Linked DNA regions of Homo sapiens: regions 2, 3 and 4 are each linked to region 1. Evidence: chromatin contacts called from ENCODE Hi-C or POLR2A ChIA-PET data. All regions are on one chromosome and are shown on one strand. The core of a region is the stretch at or near the end of the contact, and the rest is flanking DNA. Distances in the headings are between cores, read along the strand shown. Region 1 holds the start of SRSF5 (serine and arginine rich splicing factor 5). Region 2 holds the start of PLEKHD1 (pleckstrin homology and coiled-coil domain containing D1). Region 3 holds the start of SLC8A3 (solute carrier family 8 member A3). Region 4 overlaps GALNT16 (polypeptide N-acetylgalactosaminyltransferase 16).

Region 1 (5,020 bases), core at 2,357-4,856:
TGCCAACAGCATCCTCTCTCAACCAGTTGTGACAACCAAACTTGTCTCCAGACACTGCCAAAGGTGTGGGGGGGAGGAGGGAAGCAGCAAAATTGTCTCTGGAGAATCTCTGCATTCTAACATATTCAAATTTTAAGTCCTCAAAACTAAGTTCACAGTAAAATTTTCCGGATATTTTTAAAGACTTTCACAGTTTCCAGTACATACCCTTCATTTAATTTAGGTCGGTGTGCATCCGCAAACGTTACTTCCCCAGCTTGTCTCATGAAATCTTTGAGATCCTTAACACAAGATAATTGTGTTAAGCAAAGAAGAGGAAAGGGGACACACAAACAATCACATGATATAAAAAAAACAAGACTACTGAAAGAGAAGATGTTAGATAAAGTACAAACATGGCATTTACCACACTTGTATTCTATCAGAATTCAAAAATTATCTATGTCAGGGCACGGAATAAGCAAATAGCATATTGCTTTTAAGCAAAATGCTAAAAGAAATTCAGATTTTAACATTAAGGTAGTATTAGTCTATGCTGAGCTCAGTACAAAAGAAAAAAAAACAAACAAAAAAACAACAAAAAAGGAAACAGTACATATTTTTAAAGTAAAGACTAAAGTAGAGAAGTTTTATTTAAAAAAACAGAACATTTACAAGACACCAGTTATTTTGTGCCCCATATGTCATTAAAAAAGTTTACTTTACCTTTATTATTATTTCCCTAGGCTAGTCAAGCAGCAAACCATTAATCGGTCGGAGAAACCTTCATGACATATGCCCGACTGGCTCTTCGCCACCCACTTGAAGGACACTACCCAATCGATGGAAGCCTTTAATCGCACAGCCCTCCCTATTAGCGGACTATTGGCGGATGCAGACATGTTCTACTCGAGCAGTTACCAAGGACCACTTTACTGCGATCAGGATTCCAACGACCACCTAATTTCGTATCTTTCAACTCTTTTCGACCGGACCTCTTATTCGGAAGCGTTACAGGAAGACAGGTCTCAACTTAGGGATCAGATCACGTTATCAACGCTCTGGGATCGCTGCAACCTGGCACTTCAAGGAAGTGCACCGATAACGTCTAGACCGGCAAACACAGATCTAGAGGTGGCCAACTGATCACTGTAGGAGCTGACTGGCAAAGTCAACCAGGCCCAACCAAGAGTGACCAAGACAACGATTAGGATAACCCACAGGCACTCCTCGTCATAAGGCCAACGACACAGACAGGCTGGCAAATAAAGGGTTTAATATTTGGTTAAAAATTGATTTTAAAAAACAAGAAAAATATCCTCAAAACATTTACATTTGATCACTAATATTAAAGTTCAAAATATCCCCCAAATTACATTTAATTAAATGTTTAAAATTACAATTCCATTAAATCCATTAATTTAAAACTACTTTTAATAAAACAATACAACATTAGCTACCCATTAACTTTTTTAAAAAGCCACATCAAAATAACTCAAAACTGTATTTCAACAAACCTGCCAGCTGACTCTTGAGGATAAATTCTCAACTATAAGACGATTTTCTGTTCTTACAGGTGGAGCATTTCTGAGGAAGAAAATTCGTATTCACAATGGAAGAAATGCAATGACAGCACTTGTGTTCAACTGTGGGCAAGTTCAAGCCATCAGATATCACAAGCCATTCTAATGACTTCCGTCAATAGATTTGTGTTCTATGACTCATATAGATTCATCAAGAACAACTGGCTAACGTGGGAATAGAAGAACAGATTATACGGCAGGACCCAAAATCATCACTGCTAATGACTCCTGAATCTTAAATGCTACCCCTACAATAATTGTTCAATGCAGCCATCCACCCTTCACATACCGTCTATCATTTCGAGGTCTGCGACTACTAAAACGGTCAGAGTATCGTCCTCTACCTCTTCCACCTCGTGACCGAGCCCTAGCATGTTCAATAGTAACCCTACAAAAAGGGAAGAAAAATCTCCGTTACACACTTAAGCTACATAAATCTACTTAGAAAAATATGCCAGCAGACCCAGTCTGCTCTATGTCCCAGGGTTATCTAGTTACACAGGAATCTCACCTTTCACTACAGAGTTCTTTTCCATCAAGCTCATACACAGCATCATCTGCATCCCTTGGATCCTCAAATTCCTAAAATGTAAGCATAAGACTCTTAACATTGGCTTTAGAAGAGTATTCTACAACACATTAAGAGCACTGAAATCAGGAGACAGAATGGGAAGAGTATCTTAACGACACTGCCATACAGTCAAACCTAATCAAGGAGCCACTGGGAGTGGGGTTCCAGTGAGCCGGCAAGTTAAAGTTGTTTTCAGCCTCAATAAAATTCAGACATAAGGCTGGGTAACATTTTCTGAAGGCAAATATTCCACCCGGACTCAAGATCGAAAACAACTGCTTATCAAAACTCTACCTACTTAGCAGATAATTCACCCAGTTCTAAATACTTACCACAAAACCAAAGCCTCTTTTCAGATCAATATCTCTTATCCGTCCATATCCCTTGAAGAATCTTTCCACGTCCTTCTCCCTGGCCGCTGGATTTAGTCTCCCGATGAATACCCGACAGCCACTCATGATGTCCGGCTAGTACTTCCTATTAGAAAGTAATTCAATCGAGATAATAGCAATGACTGTCACAGAGAAACGCCTGATTAAACAATCAAAAACATCAACGGCATAAAATGTTTACACAGTGATGTTATGAACGAGATTGCCAACAGAGCCTCTAATGAGGCCAGGTTACCTGCAGACAAAATGAAAACCCAGCTCCCTCCCAACACGGTCCGCTACTGGGCCCAGACCGCAGCAACCGCAACGCCCACTGCCACCTTTCCAACTGCGCAGCCGCACACTCTCCGGGCTCTCCGGCCCCCTCCCATCTGCCGCAGTTAGGAAAGGCCGAGAAGTGCGGGCGGAGCCGCCCGCGCCCTCCGCAAAGCCAGCCCAATGGCGGCCTCGCGGGCGCGTCACAGCGGGTGGAAGCCAGAATCTCGCGACGCCTCGACCGCGCCTGCGCCAACAGCAGCGGGCGGGCGCTCTGCGGCCACAAAATGGCGGCGGTGGAATCAAAGGCAGCAGAGCTGCGCGTGCCAAATTCCCTCTTCCCTTCTCCTCCCAGCAACCCCCTTCTCGGGGGTCACTGCGGCCGCCCTACAAAAGGCCCAGCCGCATCGCCAGCAAAGTCAGGGAGATCCCGGCCCACTATTCTACGTGTCCAGGAGATGAAGACATTAAGACTGGCAGGGACGGGCGCACAACCGCTGTGTAAAAACGACCCGAACAGTGACCGCCCTTTCACCTCAGTACCCCTCAAACAGTATGCCAAAAGGGAGACGTGCCCCAGCGCCCACCTCGAATCAACTGCGCTCATTAGACGCCATCCTCCGCAAAGAGAGCAGCCCCGGCCGCTCACGATCTGAGCGGCCATGAAGAAGCCTCGATCCGAGAAGGCTTGCCCTCAAAGTGAGCCACTCACCTACCGGACGGGGTCTTTGGCGGCTGAGACCCAGACAGGTCCGTAGTCTGCGACGGAGTCGTCGACCTCCACGCAGACCAGGACTTAACTCGTCTACGCCACTCCACAACTGACGCACTTAGCAGCTCTGGCGCTCCACAAAATGGAGGGCGCGTCCTACGTCACTTCCGGGGACGCCCCTGGGCCTTGGGTCCACCCCGTTGGACCTAGGGAAGACGGAAGTTTTGGGAGGGCCGGAAATTTAGGAGGATGTGGGCCTCTCTGACACTGCGAGTGACCGAACCCTGCTCCCGCGGTGGGTGGGGTCGGGGGCGAGAACTCGTTTGGGCTCGGCCGGCTGGTGCCGGAGTCTGGAGGGACATCTGTTGACGTCGTTCGCCCCTGCTAAGTCCTTGGCGTTCGGTTCATCATCATCTCTCCCAGAAGAGTCTCCTGAGAAAAGTGGCAACCCTTCTTGTATCTAAAGTTTTTCTTAGACACCCAGAAGATTACTAATTAGGAGAAACTTAGCTTTGCAGAAATACCTGGCCTTTCCTTAGCTCTTGCTGCTTGCAATTTAAATTTGCCCTCAAAGCAGGGAGCTCCTAGATGTTCGAGTTCTTTTTTCAACCATGCCACAGCTGTGTGGTTTTGTTGTGGTGAGAAGACTAAGGCACTGAAGTATTTTTTAAATGAAAGGATTTTCACTGATGAAATGTTGAAAATGGGACTGCAGCTAGAAGGCTGTCTTGAATTGAGGCTGGAATACAGATTTCTGCATGTCCGTCACTCTGGGAGAGTGGCTGGAAGAGGTTTCAAGCTGTTTTTTGTTGTTTTTTTTGAGACAGTCTTGCTCTGTCGCCCAGGCTGGAGTGCAGTGGCGCGATCTGGGCTCCGCCTCCCGGGTTCACGCCATTCTTCTGCCTCAGCCTCCCGAGTAGCTGCGACTACAGGCGCCCGCCACCACACCGGCTAATTTTTTTGTATTTTTAGTAGAGACGGGGTTTCACCGTGTTAGCCGGGATGGTCTCGATCTCCTGACCTCGTGATCGGCCCGTCTCGGCCTCCCAAAGTGCTGGGATTACAGGCATGAGCCACCGCGCCCGGCCTCAAGCTGCTTTTAAGTCCAAATGGTATTTGGTTAATCCTCTCCGTTCAGATTTCTGTAATGTAACACATGAAAGTTTACAATTCTTTAGAAACAGACAATGCCGTGCTTTCAAAGTGGGTGTAAAACACAGCCCTCCATATTAACTCCCGCGTTGTCCCGATAAGGTTGGTAGACCTAGAAACTTAGGCATAAAGAGATTGCTTAACTTCGCTTTAATGCTTTTATGTAGAACCCAGTGCACCCCATTTTTGAGAAGTGCCTGGAATGTGGAGTTGCATGCTTGCAACTAGAGTTAAACAGAGAAAAAGTAGTTCCGGAAGGAGAGCAACTGACCCTTAACTCGACCTCAGGGGCCTTTAGGCACTCAGAACTGAAACTTGGATAGTTTGTAAGGGATAAGCTTGTCCATTCATAGTTATATGTACAAATAAAAAGAGC
Region 2 (4,882 bases), core at 1,149-3,648, 280 kb after region 1:
TCTTTCTTGAGCCCCAGGTAGTCTTTGCACAGTGGCAGCTCTGAAATTCCTACAAAGGAAGGGAACCCAGGTAACAATCTCCTTGGAAGGAGGCTAAAGGACTTGACTTTTAGCTGTATTAGCAGAGCATACATACTGCTCAGACTCTGATTGCATCGTTTCGGGTGGCTTTGGGGGCCACGGTAGTGGATGGAGGAGAAGATGGAGTCTCTGGGTGGGGGACACTAAACCTCTCCAAGCCTCCTTGGCACTACCATTGTGCTTTTAGCTGGGGGCCTATGCCCTGTACTCCTGACACTTCCTAGCCCTGGAATCAACTGTAGGTGCAGAGACCAGTTTCCCAATGTACCTGCAGTGGTGAAGGGGAGGACCAGGGGACATACCCTGGGGGTCACAAGCACCTAGCATTTTCTAGGGATGCTGTCAGGTGAAAATGTCTGGCAAGAGAAGTCTTGGTTGACAGGACCCAGAACAGCAGCCAGACCCAATAGAAAAGAAAGATTAACTATCTGGAGCTGCTGAGGCAGAAGAAAGATGGGTGGTGGGGGGAGATATTCTGCTAATTGTGCTTGAATCTACACACAGCCTTTCCACCCCAGCTCTCCTGGCCCTGGGGGCTGTAGCTCACATAGCACAATACTGGAAGCTCCCCAAATACACTCCATGTTGCTCCAAGCCTTCATTTAGGGGGTCAGAGATAAGCTGAACTTTGGAGGAACTCAAGAAGCCTGTATCCCATTAAATCCCAGAGAGAAACCTGTCAGAAGCAACAAAACAACATGAAACCAGAGATATAAAATGTGAGCTACTGTCCACAGCTCCATTTGTTCTGCGGTCTTATAGAAACATTAAATTATTCATCAGAACAGAACATCAGCACCCACCACTACCACATCCACATGATCTGTGGTCCTGGGAACATTGGAGGCCCCCTCTGCTCAGGGGCAGACTCATAGAGTGTGGGATGGGGAAGGGGCATCTGGATACCCCTGGTTTCCTGGAAGGGTCACACCTCCGCGGAAGGGCTGGACAGGGTCTGCATTCTCCAGGCCATACCAGTAGTGAATCTCAGAACTGAAATTGACTGGAGAGTGGAAACTGTCCAGAAAATGGCCCACAGCACCTGCAGCCAGTTGGGAGCTTCCTGCAAGTCCAGGGCTGTGAACTCCCTCTTCCCTCAATACCTCCCAGGCTAATTTGTAAGTGGAGAGTGGCTACCGATGTCCGCGGAGTCGCGTCTGAGTTGGGGACCAGGCAGCTGGGGCTGAAGGATGGTTGGGACTACCCTGTCTCTCTCCACCACCCCTTTCAGAGGATCAATCCTTGGCAGAACCAATCTATCCCCTCCTTCACTCCAGCTGCCTCCCTCCTTTCCAGCTCCTCCGTCTGAAGCACTAGAATCTCTCTTCCCTGTGCTCACTTTTAAAAAAATTATTTCAAGGGACAGTTGGAGGGGTTGCCAAGGTCACTTCCCCATGGACAAGCACCCTTCCTGGCCCTTCCTCCCTCCTTAGCCTGAGCCTTTCAGAAGGGCCAGGTCCCTCTCCGTCTTAAGGGTGGGTGGTTGGCGGGAGGGAGACACTCAGGCCCGGTCCTCGCGGCCTGGGTCAGGGGTTGTGAAGACGATGGAATTGACAGTGGGGGTCCCGGGGTTGGGGGCATCTTTGGCTAGAGATGGAGTTTCTGCCTCCCCTCAGTCTGGCCTGATCTGACCTAGCTGGGATCCCACCCCGACCACGGTCTCTTCTGCCCACACCCAACATTCCCACTCGAGGGTCAGGTTCATTCCATAGAGAATTTGCCACCGCCCCAGGGCAGGGGCCCCATCTCCATTCTCCCGGCCCAGACTATGGTCCACATTTTCCTGCGGGAGCCAGTGTAGAGTGAAAAGGGGTGACGCCAAGGTCACACAGGAAAGCAGAGGCACGACGGCGACTGGAGGGGGTGGGAGGGGTAACGACGCCCAGGCTCTCTCCCCGGCGGTCTCCTTGGGGCGCGGGGGCGCACTCACCGCCGGGACCACTTGGCCGACGGCCTGCCGAAAGGCCTCTTCCACAGCACGCCGTAGAGCTGCACTTTGGTGCTGATATCCAGGGCGTCCGAGTCAGCCTGCTCCAGGGACGGCGAGGGCGACACCGAGTTGGACTTGGACGTGAACATCCTGCCTCAGCGGGGCTGTGCCCGGCCCGGACCCCACCTCCCCGGGGTCAGCAGGGACTCGGGGCGAGAGGCGAGGGCGGAGCCGTCGGAGAGCGTCCCAGCGAGCAGAGAAGCAGAGCGGCCCGGCCCGGAGCTGCAGCATCAAAGCGCGCTGGGCACTGGACGCGGCACCAAGGGGGCGCAGGGCGCGTAGCCGGCGGCTTGGGCTCCGGATTGCAGAGGGCCGGGCGGGAACTCCGCGGGGAGGGTGGCTCAGCCTCGGGCCGGCAGCATCTCCTCCCCTCCCGCCCTAGCCACCCACCCCCCCGGCGACAGCCCCAATTCTGGTGGCCCCGATTGGCTGGGAGTGGCAGGTGAGCCGGCGGGAGGCCGGCCTCGGGCGCCAATCAGGGCGGGCGCCGGCTGGAGGGCCGGGCTCCGTGCGTCCAGAAGGTCCCTGCGGGTCGCAGGGCCCGGGGACTTGGCCGCAGCGCGTCCCCGTCCCCGCCCCGCGCGCCCAACACCACCCCGGGGTCCCTCTCGGCGAGCAGCGCCGACATCGAGACGAGGGCCACGTCCGCTTTGCAATGGGGTTGGAGGCACTCCTGCAGACACCTGCTCGCCTCGGGGTGGAGGAGAGGACGGAGCTAGGGCGTAGGGTCACACACTCCGGCCTGGAATTCCACCGCAATTCCTACCGCTCCGTGAACTGCGGCGGTCTGGCTTTTCTCCCCAGTGAAGTGGCGATGCCTGATGCCCCGGGCAGGCGGGTGGCCAGGTAGGACTTCAGGAAGTGCCCAAAGTGCCCGCATGGGGAGGGGCTCCATCAAGATTGGGTTCCCCCCAACCCTTCCCCCTCAGGTGGGTTTCACTGTGCTCCGCCGCCGCCGCCTAGCGCGCATCGGATCGGATTTCTCTTCCTGGAACCTGACCGTGTCTGTGTCGGCATTTGGCACTCAACGCCAGTCTGGAGCTATCCGTGCAGTGTGTGTCCGTGATTTATCTGCGCGCCTGGCCCGCGCTCCCTGGGACCAGCTGTTCCATCCGCTTCCGCTCCTTTCGGAGTTGGCGTTTGGGGTGACCGGCTCATTTTCAGGCCAGGGAGATGCCGGCCGGGCCCCAGGGGACCGCCTCCTCCCGGCAGGTGGAAATGCTAGGCTGGCACAGCTGCCTGCCCCGCGCCACCTGCCAGGCGTGGAGACCGCGCAGTGAGCGGCCGCCCGCCAGACCACGCCGCAGTCGCGCTTTTCCAAGATGAGGAGCCAAGGACGCCTCTGGAAGTCGGATTGCAACAGAAGTTTACAAATGGTTAGCCCGAGAGCCAGATCCACATTGCTTTATGAATTTGCCCCAAGTTTTTAAATTGAGGTATACTTCATGGTAAAATGCACACATCTAAGTTATTTCTTTGATGAAGGTATATAAGATGTAACCCCACCCAAAGCAACAGACAGAACATTTCCATCACCTGCAGAAAGTTTCTTCATGCCCCTTTATAGTCAATCAGCCCCCCAACAACAACCACTTGTATCATTCTTACCACCTCTGCACAGTAGACTTAAGTCTTTGAATGTAATGCCTAAAGGCGCATCCCCACAGGCCCCATCATCCCCTATTGTCTGACCTGCCTGGCCCCTCTGCAGGCATTTGGATGTGTGACGCCCACTAGATGTTCCCCAAGGCCATGCTAGATCTCCCCATTTTATGACTCTAGCTAATCATCACCCTGGTACTCTTCCCTTAACCCCCTCTGGGGTTCCCAAGCTCAGACAGCATCCCCTTGTTGCTCACTGTCAAGAAGTGCCCATCTGAATTCCTTGCACTTCTCTCATGGCTCAGGCCCCCATGCAGAACATCTCAGGCCAAGCCTTAACACAGGGCCCGGGGCTTGGCTCCATCAGGTGGGAGGAGGTGGGACTGGGAAGATGATGAGAGCCCGGGGCCAGAGTACAAAGTGGACATTTTCTGTATATTTTTTGTCTATTTCTGACACATGGTCTAATGCTTGGAAATCTTCCCACTTTAGGAGCCCTGCTTTTCTTTTCTTTCTTTTTTCTTTCTTTCTTTTTTTCTTTCTTTCTTTTTTTTTTTTTAGAGAGATGGGGGTCTCATTATGTTGCCCAGGCTGGTCTTGAATTCCTGGCCACAAGTGATCTTCCCACCTCAGCCTCCCAAAATGCTGGGATTACAGGTGTCCTGCTTTTCTAAGATGAAAGCTAGAAAACTTGTGTTAGGAGCCTGTGGTCTGGAGTTCACCAGTCAAGGGCCCCTGACTTTGAGTTGCAGGTAACAAATGTGAGGAAAAAGCATACACAGGCTTGCACTTTTCAAGGGAACATGGTGGCACATGCATCTGACGTGCCTTGGGTGACAGCTGTGTGCTCCTGGGGTGGCAGCAGCATGTGTGGTGGGTACCACAGCAGTCATGGGGAGGTGGGCTCCTAGTAGTGCACAAACAGCAGCAGCAAGAACTCAGGGGCAGCTGCAGCATTCTCATCCAACAGCTTCTGCAGCACTTCTTAGATATGGTTCCTGGAAGCTTTGCCTCAGGCCTGGCTCCCTGGCTCTCCCAATATCCTTTTAGTACATTCATTTCTTTTCTGCTGAGTCAGGTCAGTTGCAGCTTATGGCTGCTGGTGATGAGGACTAGTGGTGAGTTTGTGAGCCATGTGGGCCAGAGAAAGGCAGGATACCTGCAATCATTCAAAAGAAGTCCTGCACGGTAGGGCCCAGTGAGCCCAGA
Region 3 (5,003 bases), core at 2,373-4,872, 420 kb before region 1:
AAGTTTTGGGACACACAATTCAGTCCATAAAAGAGTCTGTCTAGTTCTTACCAAGCTCTGTGACTGGGCTGAATCCTGTAGCTTCTCGGGTCCTGAGTTTCTTCCCAACTTGAAAATGAGGTTTGTGGCTCTTGCTCCCAATGCTGATGTTACACAGCTTACTTTCCATCTTCCTTGTGAACATCTCCTTGGGTTCCAGTACAGCTAGATATAAGTAACAATGGCAGAAATGCAAGTACGGTGTCATTACATTTAATGTTTTCCAACCCTGTATGCATGTAGTGGGGAGAAAAAAAGAAGTGAGAATGTCCAGAGTTGAAAGCAGTCTGAGACTTCATAGGCCACGTGAAGGTTGGCTGTAGAACTTAAGATGGGAGAGAAGCAGGGTTGGGGGAGAACAAAAGTAGGGGAGAAGGAGAATTGATATATATTTGGGGATTGGTCTGTACCAGAAACTGTAATCTCACTGAAGCTTCACAACAACCTCACGAGGTGGGTATTATTATTATTAATAATAATAATTAATAATAATAATAATAATTATTATTATTATTAATAATAATAATTATTATTATTCCCATTTTACTGGTGAGGACACTGAGGCTCAGAATGCAGAGCTGGGCTTTGCTATTTCAGTCTACCTAGAACTCAGAGGAACCTACGCAAGTCAGCTCTGCCGACAGCGTTGGTTGAACATGCTTTGGCACCTCTTGCCTTCCTCCCCGCAGCATTGCCCTGTCACAGGTGACAAGAGGAAGACAAGGTTCCTGTCTGTTTTGTTTGGTAGTTCTAAAAAAATGACATGACCAATTCTGTTGTTGTTGCTGGTTCAGTTTTAGTGAATAGGTAATGTTCACTGAAAATATATCAATAGATATTAACAAGCAAACAAATAAAATTCTGGCACAAGCAAAACTAAGCCACAGTGACAGAAAGCAGATCAATAGTTGCCTGTGGGAAGAGCGGATGAGTATAAAGGGGCCTGAGAGGACTTCTGGGGGAGATGAAAATGTTCTATGTCTTGACTGAGGTTGTTGCTCTACATGTATGTACTTGTATAAAAACTCTTCAAACTATACACTTAAAACAGGTGAGTTTTTAGTAGTAGTAGTGATGTTTGGATACCTGTAACTTTATCTCCATTAGAAATGTCAGATATTTTAATATCATCAGTTAGTTTTTGCAGGTATCTTGAAATATTATTCATGTTCCTCACTACTGGGATAGTTTTGCAGATTCATGTTCCTCACTACTGAGATAGTCATTTAGCCTGTGCACTAGACCTTGCTTTTGATGCCTTCATAAAGCATAGATCAGAAAAAAGGTGAGTTGTTGTATGTAAATTACACCTCAATAAAGTTGATTGATACAAAGAGAAACAAAATCACCAGAAATCCCACCACCAAGAGATAACCACTACCATTTTGGGGTTTTTATGCTGCCAGGGCATTCATCCCCACCCCGCCACCCCCGCACATGCTGTGTTACACTGTGTTCTGGGGTTTTTTTTCTCTCTGTCTACGATATATTATAAAAACCTTTCCACACCAGTACACAGAATGCTGCATCTGTATTTTTACAGTGGTAGAATACAGCATTATGTCAACAAAACATGTTTACTTCACCAATTTGTTGTGTTGGAAAATTAAGATGTTTCCAATTTTTCACTCTTAAAAACACTACCATGAATATCCTTGTAACTAAATATTTGAGCATATCCTTAATGATTGCCATAGAATAAATTTCTTCCAGTAAAATTACTGGGTCACAGGCATTCACGTTTTTAAGGAATTTGATGTATCTTTCAAAATTGCCCTACCTAAAAACTCTATCAATTTAGGTGCCCATTAGCCATCTCTTTGTCTCTACTGTAGACTCTCAATGTGTAGACTCAGCATTGTGACTCTCCACGGGAGCAGACACAAGGTAAGTCCCAGTAACTGACATATCCTGAGATCCCACAACTTTAGAAGCTATTGAAACCTTTCAAAGTCAGTCCCAGCCCTAACTTTAAATGAAATTCAAGACCCATAAAGGTTCAGGGGTCTGAAAGCACTCCTACTGCTCCTACTGAGCACATCCAGGATTCTGACTCCGGACTCAGGCCAGAAACCACCACACAGCTTGCTAACGGAACACTGAGTCAAAGGACCAGCAAAGACCTCCTGCCATCTCAGGCTTAGAGATTCCCTAGTCTCTACACCCCCTTAATCTGTTTGAACCAAGCCTTGCTCCAGAGCAGCCGGGCAAAGGAGCCAGGGATCTCAGGAGTCACACACACTGTTGACGTCTCAGCACAACTCCGGTTGGTTGCATTTTATTTCAATCCTTGGCTCTGCTGCACGTGGCCTTGGGATGGTTATTTAACCTAAGGCTCAATTTCCTCAACAAAAAAATGGAGTTGGTAATTGTACCTAGCTCACAGAGTTTTAGTAGGATGGCATGAGGTAATACAATCAAATTCACTAGCACCACTCCTGGCCCTTAAAAGGTGCTGCTATTTGGTAAGTATTATTATCATTTGTTGGCCCCTCACACTTAGCCTCAGGCAGCAGAGAGGCCTGAAAGAGAACAACTTCCTGCCCTTACATTCTGACTTTTCTGCACTGGTGTCGCTACAGAAGGCCAGCCACCAGGCTCATTTTAGATCTGCCTAATGCCACCGATAAGCTGAGGGCTTGAAACCCCATTCTTAGGAGTGGCTTGCCCACCCCGCATGCCTCTAGGACCAAGCCTGACAAATATAGCAGAAATTACAGGCATCTGATTTAAGGCTACGTGTGTACACTTCGCCTGAGCCAAGCCCCAAGCCCTAGTCCCGCTGCTGCATCAAAGGACCAGCTCTCTTCCAGCCTCCAGGCCCAGAGTAAGCAGCAATTTGGGAGGCAGCCCCCTCTTATTTTTAGCTTTAGAAACCCGAAAAGCCAACATACCAGAGCTCACCCAAGCGTCTCTCACAAACTGTTGTTTGACTTGGGTTGAGAAAATGACAGGCTGGGTTCTGCACCAAGAAGAGAAGAAAAAAAGAGGGGGAAAAAAGGAGTTTTCTTTTCCCTCCGCTGCCAATCTCCATCCCCCTCAACTCCTCCCCTAGGCCTGGGTGGACCCTGCCTGGGTAATAGTTCCCTGCTATATTTAAAAACCACAGATGTGTTTGGTGGAGACTTAATTTCGGAATTGCAGGCAGCGTCTCCTGAGGACAAGGGGAAAGCCGGTGCCGCGCGCCCGCCTGCTGCCTGGAGCTCCCAACTCGGCGGAATCCAGGTCAGGACGCGCCGCCGTTTTGACGTGCTGCCGGCCGGGAGGCGCGGGCGCCAGGCTCCAACGACTAGGGTGGGTGGCCGCGGGGCAGGGGTTGGATCTGAATTCGTCCCTCGGGGGCTCTGGATGCGGGATGCGGGATGCGGGATGCGGGCTCGACTTCCTCGCTGCTGGTCGAGGAGCGTTCTGAGAGTCTCCCCTCCGCGCGCGAGGATAAATATGCGCGGCTTGTCAGTCAGTGCGGCGCTGTCTCCCAGCTGATAGGGTGACGTTCCGTTTGGAGGCTTGGAGATTGGCTTTTTGATTTGGCTTCTTCCGGCAGCTTAATGGGCAAAGCTCTCCGCTCGCCCAGAAACCAGCCTCTCCGCGCGTCCCCTCTGCGCGCGGCGAGGCCGAGACGTCTCCCGCGGTGACAGCGTGCAAGGCGGAGACCCGGCGCGCTCCCAGCCCAGGGAAAGCCCAGGCGACGCGACCGCAAGCCCGAGCCCAGGTCCCTCGGAGCCGCCAGGGCGCGCCGGGCTGCTTGCCTTCCTGCCCCTTCCTGCAGGAATCCCCCGCCGCCCGCGGCCGGGACTCCGGGCCTCTCCCGGGCGTAGATTCCAGTCACCGCTCTGGGTCGGGGTTTCCCTCTTTCTGAAATCCGTGCGGAAGGACCCCTCCCGGGGCCCCTCGCCCTGGCCCCAGACACCCTCCCTCCCAGACCCCGCGCTCCAGATGCGCTGCCCCGCAGCTCCCTGACAGCTGCGAGCCCACGAACCCCGGCGGGAGGGCGGCGGCGGCGGACTGACATGCCCCGGACGCGGCTGCGGCCGGCGGGCAGCCCGCGGGGGCGATGAGCCGCTGCGACCGGTGAGGCGCCGGGCGGCGGGGGCATCGCGTACCTTCCTCACCCCCCTCCCTTGCCCACTCCGCTCGGGAGGCCGAGAGGAAACGGTGAGTAATGGGGTGAGCCTCCTGCCCTTCCCCCTTAGCGGGCAGCCGAGACATGGGAGGTAGAGGTTGGGGGGCTTGGGATGCCCCTAAGAGGATCCCTGATTGTGAGTAACGGGGTTAAGTTATTTCTCAAGATCATTCATATGAACCGCCTTCCTGTGGATTTAGTGCCAGGAGAAGTGGGGTGAGGGTGCCCCGGAAAGTGTACATTGTGTATGCAGTGTTGGGGGGGCAGATCTGGCAGAGTGGGTGTCTACAGGAGGGTGCCGCCGGGTGGGGAGGGGCAGAGAGAGATGCCTGGGCAGGTGGGTACAGTTGGATCGTGAGCATGCTGGGTTGGTAGCGGGTGCTGTTTGGGGAGACTGACTGCTGTGTTGTGTGTGCTGGATGCATGTCGGCATATGTGTGCCACCTGGGCCAGGGCGTGTTGTGCTTCTGGTGCTGTGAGTGTCCGCCGGGTTTGGGGGCTAGCAGGGAAGCGCGTTATCCACTCGGCGCGCGCCCGCGTGCACATACGCACGCACGCGCTCACCCCAATCTCGGGACTCCACCGCCGCGGGTCGGGAGCTGCAGCCCCAGAGCACCCACCGCTGGGGCCAAGGGGGCGAGGGAGAAGGAGGGTTTCTCCAGTGCTGCACTCTCCAGCCCCTGGTGGTCTGCGTGATCCGGGACTCGGTGGAGAGAATCGAAATATATAACTAACCCTCCCCCGATCCCCCAACACACACGCGCGCGCGGACACACACACACACACACACACACACACACACACACACACAGTCAAAGCCCTGATTCAGAGGCTAGCGCTG
Region 4 (5,008 bases), core at 2,506-5,005, 410 kb after region 1:
AGCCATCTCTGACTCAAACTGTGGGGAGGGGCCCAGACAGAGACCCCATCGAGGTGGCCCTAGAGCAACTGTCTCCAGAGACTCTTACCTCCTGGTTCTCCTGCCAGAGAGTCCCCCAGACTCTCCTGCCATCCCTAGTTTCCCATCCAACTGAGGGTCTCCCAGCTGGGGACTCTCCACCACTGCTGGGCTCAGACCTCCGGGTCCAAGATGTGGTCCCTACATTCTTCTGGCTCCTGGGGAAGTACAGTAAGGAGTACAAGGGTAGCCTTCTTTCCCCCTGGCTTCTCCCTCTTGTAGTGAGTCCAGTGCTGAGTGTCAGGGTACTCAATCCAGGGCCCAGCTCATTCTGATTCTCTCCTGCACAGCTTCCCCTCTCTGGGCCTCCAGCTCTCCTTCCTGGTGCATGGGACTTAAATGTGCAAACGCATCACTTGGACCACTCAATACAAACACAGGAATTCTAAGCCTCCCCGTCTGGGTCAGACCCAGGAGCATACAGGTCTACAATCCCTCCAGGGATACTGAGCAGGTTATCTGGACCACATCTTAAGAGACACATATTTGAAAGACAAATTGTTGAAAGACCGGCTTTGTTTTCAGATGGCTTGAGGGGATCAGAAGCAACCTGAGAGCCAGGCAAAAACAAGTCTTTCCTGGAACGCCTCCACCATGAGTATCCCTTCTCTCCAGAGAAGGATCACTAATTCCCGTACCAACTAGACCCACCTTCCCGAAGGAAGAATACCGAGCCCTGGAGGAATGGTCCCTAGCTCAAGAAGCACAGGCTGTGTCTGTTGGGGTTGAAATGGCTCCCACAGCTTCCTTCTAGAATTCTCCTGTTGTAACAGGCTGGTCTACGTCACCACAATGCTGCCTGCAGGGTAAAAAGCCCAGGCCACCCAGCAAGGTACCAGCTGAATTGCCATCTCTGCTAGTGTGGCCAGTGGACTTCACCAGACCTTATCCAGTCCAACCTTTATCCAGCCTGAGGCAGGCATTGCCTGGAATGTCATTTCAAGCTGTCCTGGAAGCATCATCTTCTGGAGAGAGAGCACCAACTCACTGACGCTCTGGGTGAGAGCTCCCTCTCCTTGCTCCCATAGCTCCTGCCTTCCCCTGTAGCTTTTATCATGTGGTATCACAGTTGCTGCTGATTGGTCCATCTCCTCTGCTAGAATATTTGTTCTCGAGGGCAGGGACCGTTTCTGTCTTGTTTACATTTGTGTCATCACCCCTAGCAAAGTGTTTGGCATGTAGCAGGCACTCAGAAAATGTTTATTAATAATAGTAATGACATATTGATTAAGCATTTGGAAAGGGCCAGATGCTTTGCGATCAGGCTTCACAAAAAAATCCTTTACGGCTATGAGTACCCCATTTAACAGGTAAAGAAATCAAGGCTGAGAGATGAAATAACTTATTCAAGAGCTCAGTCAGGCGCAGTGGCTCACGCCTGTAATCCCAGCACTTTGGGAGGCCGAGGCGGGTGGATCACGAGGTCAGGAGATGGAGACCATCCTGGGTAACACGGTGAAACCCTGTCTCTACTAAAAATACAAAAAAAATTAGCTGGGCATGGTGGTGGGCGCCTGTAGTCCCAGCTACTCGGGAGGCTGAGGCAGGAGAATGGCGTGAACCCAGGAGGCAGAGCTTGCAGTAAGTGGAGATCATGCCACTGCTCTCCAGCCTGGGTGACAGAGCAACACTCTGTCTCAAAAAAAAAAAAAAAAAAAGAGCTCACAGCTGGCAAATGGCAGAGTAGTGAGGGATCCAGCTGAATGGGTATTTTTTGAAGTTGATTTGAATTTTTATTTATAGAGATAGGGTCTCGCTATGTTGCCCAGGCTGGTCTCGAACTCCCCTGGGTTCAAAGGACCCTCCCAATTCAGCCTCCTGAATATTTGGGATTACAGGTGTGAGCCACTGCGCCTGGCTTGAATGGGTCTTAAAGACCCAAGAGTCCGCACCCCTAGTACACTCTTCTCCACGCTTCACAGGGCTGAATTAAGCAGGAGAAATTGTCCTCAGATGGCTCTGGAGCCTCAGTCCAGGTCGGCTACTCAGACAGCCCAGCTGCAAGCCCAGGAGAGTAGGCCCTCCCCTGATCCATCTCCAGGTCTTTCCTAAGTGCCTGGCAGTGAAGACCTCTTCCCATTAGAGAAGCTGGCTGGGTTGCCCCCTCCTTCTGGAGGAGCACTGACTCAGACCATCACAGGGACACACAAATACCAAACACACTGAGAACATTGTTGGCAATGAAATTACAGACGTTATAAATGCCAGCCTTTCCCTTCCAGGTTTCCTTTCCTGTTCCCTGGTGGGAGAAGGACCACACCCCATGCAGTGCTGGGAGACATCCCCCGCAGGCCTTGGGGTGCTGGAACCCTGGGACGACAGTCATATTGTCCAGGTTATTTCTCCCAACTGCAGATGGAGACAGCCTTCCTGAGGGGCCAGGGGGAACAGCCCTTGTAAAAACTGAAGCCAAGTCACAGAGGCCCAGGGATCCTCAGGAACAGCTCCCTGCTGTACAAATGGGAGTCTGGCCCTGGTGCAGAAGTCCCTTCTGCTGCCCTGCCCATAGGCTTTCGGGGGACTCTCCTGCCAGTGACGTAACTGTTAATACCCAGCCTGGGGCTTTTGCTGATTCCTCCAGGGCCTGGCTAAAGGCTGACAGCCTTATCTCCTAGGGAAAAAACTGGGTGGCACAGAAAATGGGCTTTGGGAGAGGTAGGTTTGGAGGAGAGCAAGCAAGAGGAGAGAGCCTGACTCAGGAGAAGCAAGCACCAGAGCCCTCCAAGGCTGAGGGTGAAAATAGATGGAGAGTGGAAATGGGGCTCAGCGCGCCAGGAGGGAGCCCTGAGTAGGCGGTGGGTGGTGGGCTGTGCTCCCTGAGAGGACGGAGGGGTGGATGGGGGAATGGAGGCTGCAGCCAAGGTCTTTTACAGTGACTTGCTCCTAAGCCCAGACCAAGCTGGACATTGTAGCCAAGGTGTATTCTCTGCAGCCAGCTAGGGCTTTGCTCCAGGCTCCTCAGGCCCAGGGGTCAGAAGTTCTGGGTAACTCCAGATCAGCAGCCCCACGGCAAAGTGGGGCTGAGGGCAGAAATGGTTGCGTCCAGGAGAGGCTAGTGGTGTGCTGGCCTGCCAGCTGCAGTTCATATGTATGTTGAAGCAGCGTTTATTTTTACCTGGGTAGGTTCAGCTTCTGATCACAGACATGGTGGGGGTTTTCCATTGGTTTCCATGGGAACATTAGGCAGAGCATCTGCTACCCAATCAAGCAAAGCTGGTCTGGTAAGACTCTTTTCAGAATTATTTTGCTGTTTTTACCCAGGAAGTATGTCCTGCCTGAATTTGTACCACTGCCTTCTTGTGTGGTAGAGCAGGGGAGGGCAGCTCCGAGGGGACAGGCCTGGCTCACAGGGAAGGAGAGAGGGCTGGCTAAAGGCAAGCACGGCGGCAGGGCAATACCTATTTGGAGAAGCAATTTGCTTTCCATTTCTAAGCCCCAAGTAGAATCCCATAATGAGGCCACAGGAGCCTGGGCTCCACCTGACCTGTGCTGATTCCTGGTTTTGGTCCAAGGCCTGCCCTTGCAGTAGGGCCACCTGTTGGCCCCCACCAGAGCAGTCAGGAGTTCCTGGGGCACCACAGGGCATGGAGGCCGACGAGCAAGCTACCAGGTGCAGGACAGGGCTAGACTTGAGCATGTTCAGTTTCACTTTTACAGAAAGGAGGCCCGGACTTTCCCCACGAGGCGGGGGAGGGTGTGCTGAAGGGCTAGGCCTGGAGGCAGAAAGGAAGGCGCTGGTGCATGTGGACATGTAAGAAGTGGTTTTATTCCAGGTGTGTGTTTCATAAAGACGAGGTCCTCAAGGACAGCTAGTGGCACATGCTTTGGTCAAGAAGAGGAAAAGCAAAAACAGAACAGGGCTGCGTTGCCACAAAGGACCGGCTGATAAGTGCAGAGCCTGATCTGACCACAGCAAAGGACAGAGAGACCCTCTTGAAGGCCCTCTGGTCAGCAGTCCTCTTACATTCAACAGGCGCAGCCCCGGCTCCCCAGCCCCAAAGGTCCATGCCCGAGTGTGGCCCAGGCCTTCTAGTCCATCCTCTGGGGAGAGGCCTTTGCCCTGGGCCCAGTTCTGTCCTAAGCTGTGGCAGGAGGCTTCCCAGATGAACAGGGGATCTGAGGCTGCACCTGGCTGCGGAAGAAACATCACGACAGAGGACAGGCAAAGCATGGCCCTGGGAGCGAAGGGGCCTGCGCTGGCAAGTCCAGAGGGGTGCACTTGGGCACGGGAGTGCTGCCGAGAGGACGCTGGTGAGAGTCAGGAGGCGAAACTGCTGGAGAGCCCTCCAGAGCAGGTGCTGCGGACCACAGACACTTGGCTGCTGACCCCAAGGGCCGTGTGGAGGGAGCAGGCGATGGCAGTTTGAGCACGCCAGGGAGGAAGATTAGGGGGTGGCAGCTTGGGCAGACAGTGGCTTCAATCCAGAGCAGAGGTTCAGGCCCTTTGGGGATCAGGGACCTCTTTTAGAAGCCATGGACTTTTTCCCCAGGAAAATGCATGTATGCACACACATGCAGTATTTTAGGGACAATTTCAAGAGATTCCTAGACCCTCTAGAATCCATGAACTCTATGGGTATGTGGATCCTTGGCCTATGAAAGACAGGGGGCTCCTGTGGTAGGTATATCTGCCCCAGGCTGGTCTGCTTTGTAGGGGAGACCCCCAGGGTCCTGGTACCAACAGTCATTTGCCCAAGAGCCAGTGGGGTGAGGAAGCAGGGTGTGGGGATAGCAGGAGCAGTTCCAAGACAAGGCCGTGGGGTAGATGTGTGGATGTGTTCTCAGCGGCTGTGAAAAGGAACTGGGAGTTCTCTTCACAAACAGGAGCCACAGCCAGCCTCCCAGCACAGTGCAATAGCTGACCCTTCAAGAAAATCCCTCCTGTAGTAGGGAGGGGAATAAGGGTGAGGTTGAGCCCTAATGACTTAGG

The links. Hi-C counts contacts between places; a loop is a spot of excess contacts on that map. ChIA-PET counts read pairs that join two places held with the same protein, here RNA polymerase II (POLR2A). Pooled maps may share reads with other maps.
Region 2: a loop to region 1 is called in a pooled map, with 3 times the contacts of the local background. The contact joins the promoter of PLEKHD1 here to the promoter of SRSF5 in region 1. A Hi-C loop is called at or near these places in 2 of 50 pooled maps. POLR2A ChIA-PET finds 5 or more read pairs at or near these places in 4 of 52 experiments (BJ, GM12878, OCI-LY7 and 1 more).
Region 3: a map of psoas muscle shows a loop between it and region 1 (17-fold over the local background). The contact joins the promoter of SLC8A3 here to the promoter of SRSF5 in region 1. A Hi-C loop is called at or near these places in 2 of 168 maps with a recorded cell type or tissue (gastrocnemius medialis and psoas muscle), 5 of 37 single-sample maps with no recorded cell type and 7 of 50 pooled maps. POLR2A ChIA-PET finds 5 or more read pairs at or near these places in 3 of 52 experiments (A673, WTC11 and activated T-cell).
Region 4: a loop to region 1 is called in a map with no recorded cell type, with 20 times the contacts of the local background. The contact joins the enhancer-like site here to the promoter of SRSF5 in region 1. A Hi-C loop is called at or near these places in 3 of 37 single-sample maps with no recorded cell type and 3 of 50 pooled maps.

What each region holds. Positions count from the first base shown.
Region 1 is chr14:69,765,728-69,770,747 of GRCh38, reverse strand. It overlaps SRSF5 (serine and arginine rich splicing factor 5), which reads right to left and starts at 3,606. Exons shown (of 8, transcript NM_001320214.2): 1 at 3,493-3,606; 2 at 2,466-2,610; 3 at 2,074-2,144; 4 at 1,852-1,950; 5 at 1,497-1,566; 6 at 208-281. The coding sequence starts at 2,591. LOC100289511 (a long non-coding RNA gene) reads left to right here and starts at 3,035. Exons shown (of 1, transcript NR_029378.1): 1 at 3,035-4,465. RefSeq lists enhancers at 1-233, 2,680-2,729, 2,726-3,490, 3,600-3,649, 3,690-3,739.
Region 2 is chr14:69,482,244-69,487,125 of GRCh38, reverse strand. PLEKHD1 (pleckstrin homology and coiled-coil domain containing D1) reads right to left here and starts at 2,398. Exons shown (of 13, transcript NM_001161498.2): 1 at 2,012-2,398. The coding sequence starts at 2,160.
Region 3 is chr14:70,187,570-70,192,572 of GRCh38, reverse strand. SLC8A3 (solute carrier family 8 member A3) reads left to right here and starts at 3,622. Exons shown (of 7, transcript NM_182932.3): 1 at 3,622-4,194. It also overlaps the pseudogene LOC646548. RefSeq lists silencers at 3,648-3,977, 4,048-4,187.
Region 4 is chr14:69,353,283-69,358,290 of GRCh38, reverse strand. It overlaps GALNT16 (polypeptide N-acetylgalactosaminyltransferase 16), which reads right to left. Exons shown (of 15, transcript NM_001168368.2): 15 at 3,825-5,008. Among named protein-coding and RNA genes, the nearest start is that of ERH, 43 kb to the left of the region's middle. RefSeq lists enhancers at 3,448-3,947, 3,978-4,077. Within about 2 kb of position 3,755, at least 8 of the 41 ENCODE cell types and tissues checked have a DNase peak (open chromatin) inside an H3K27ac peak, as active enhancers do.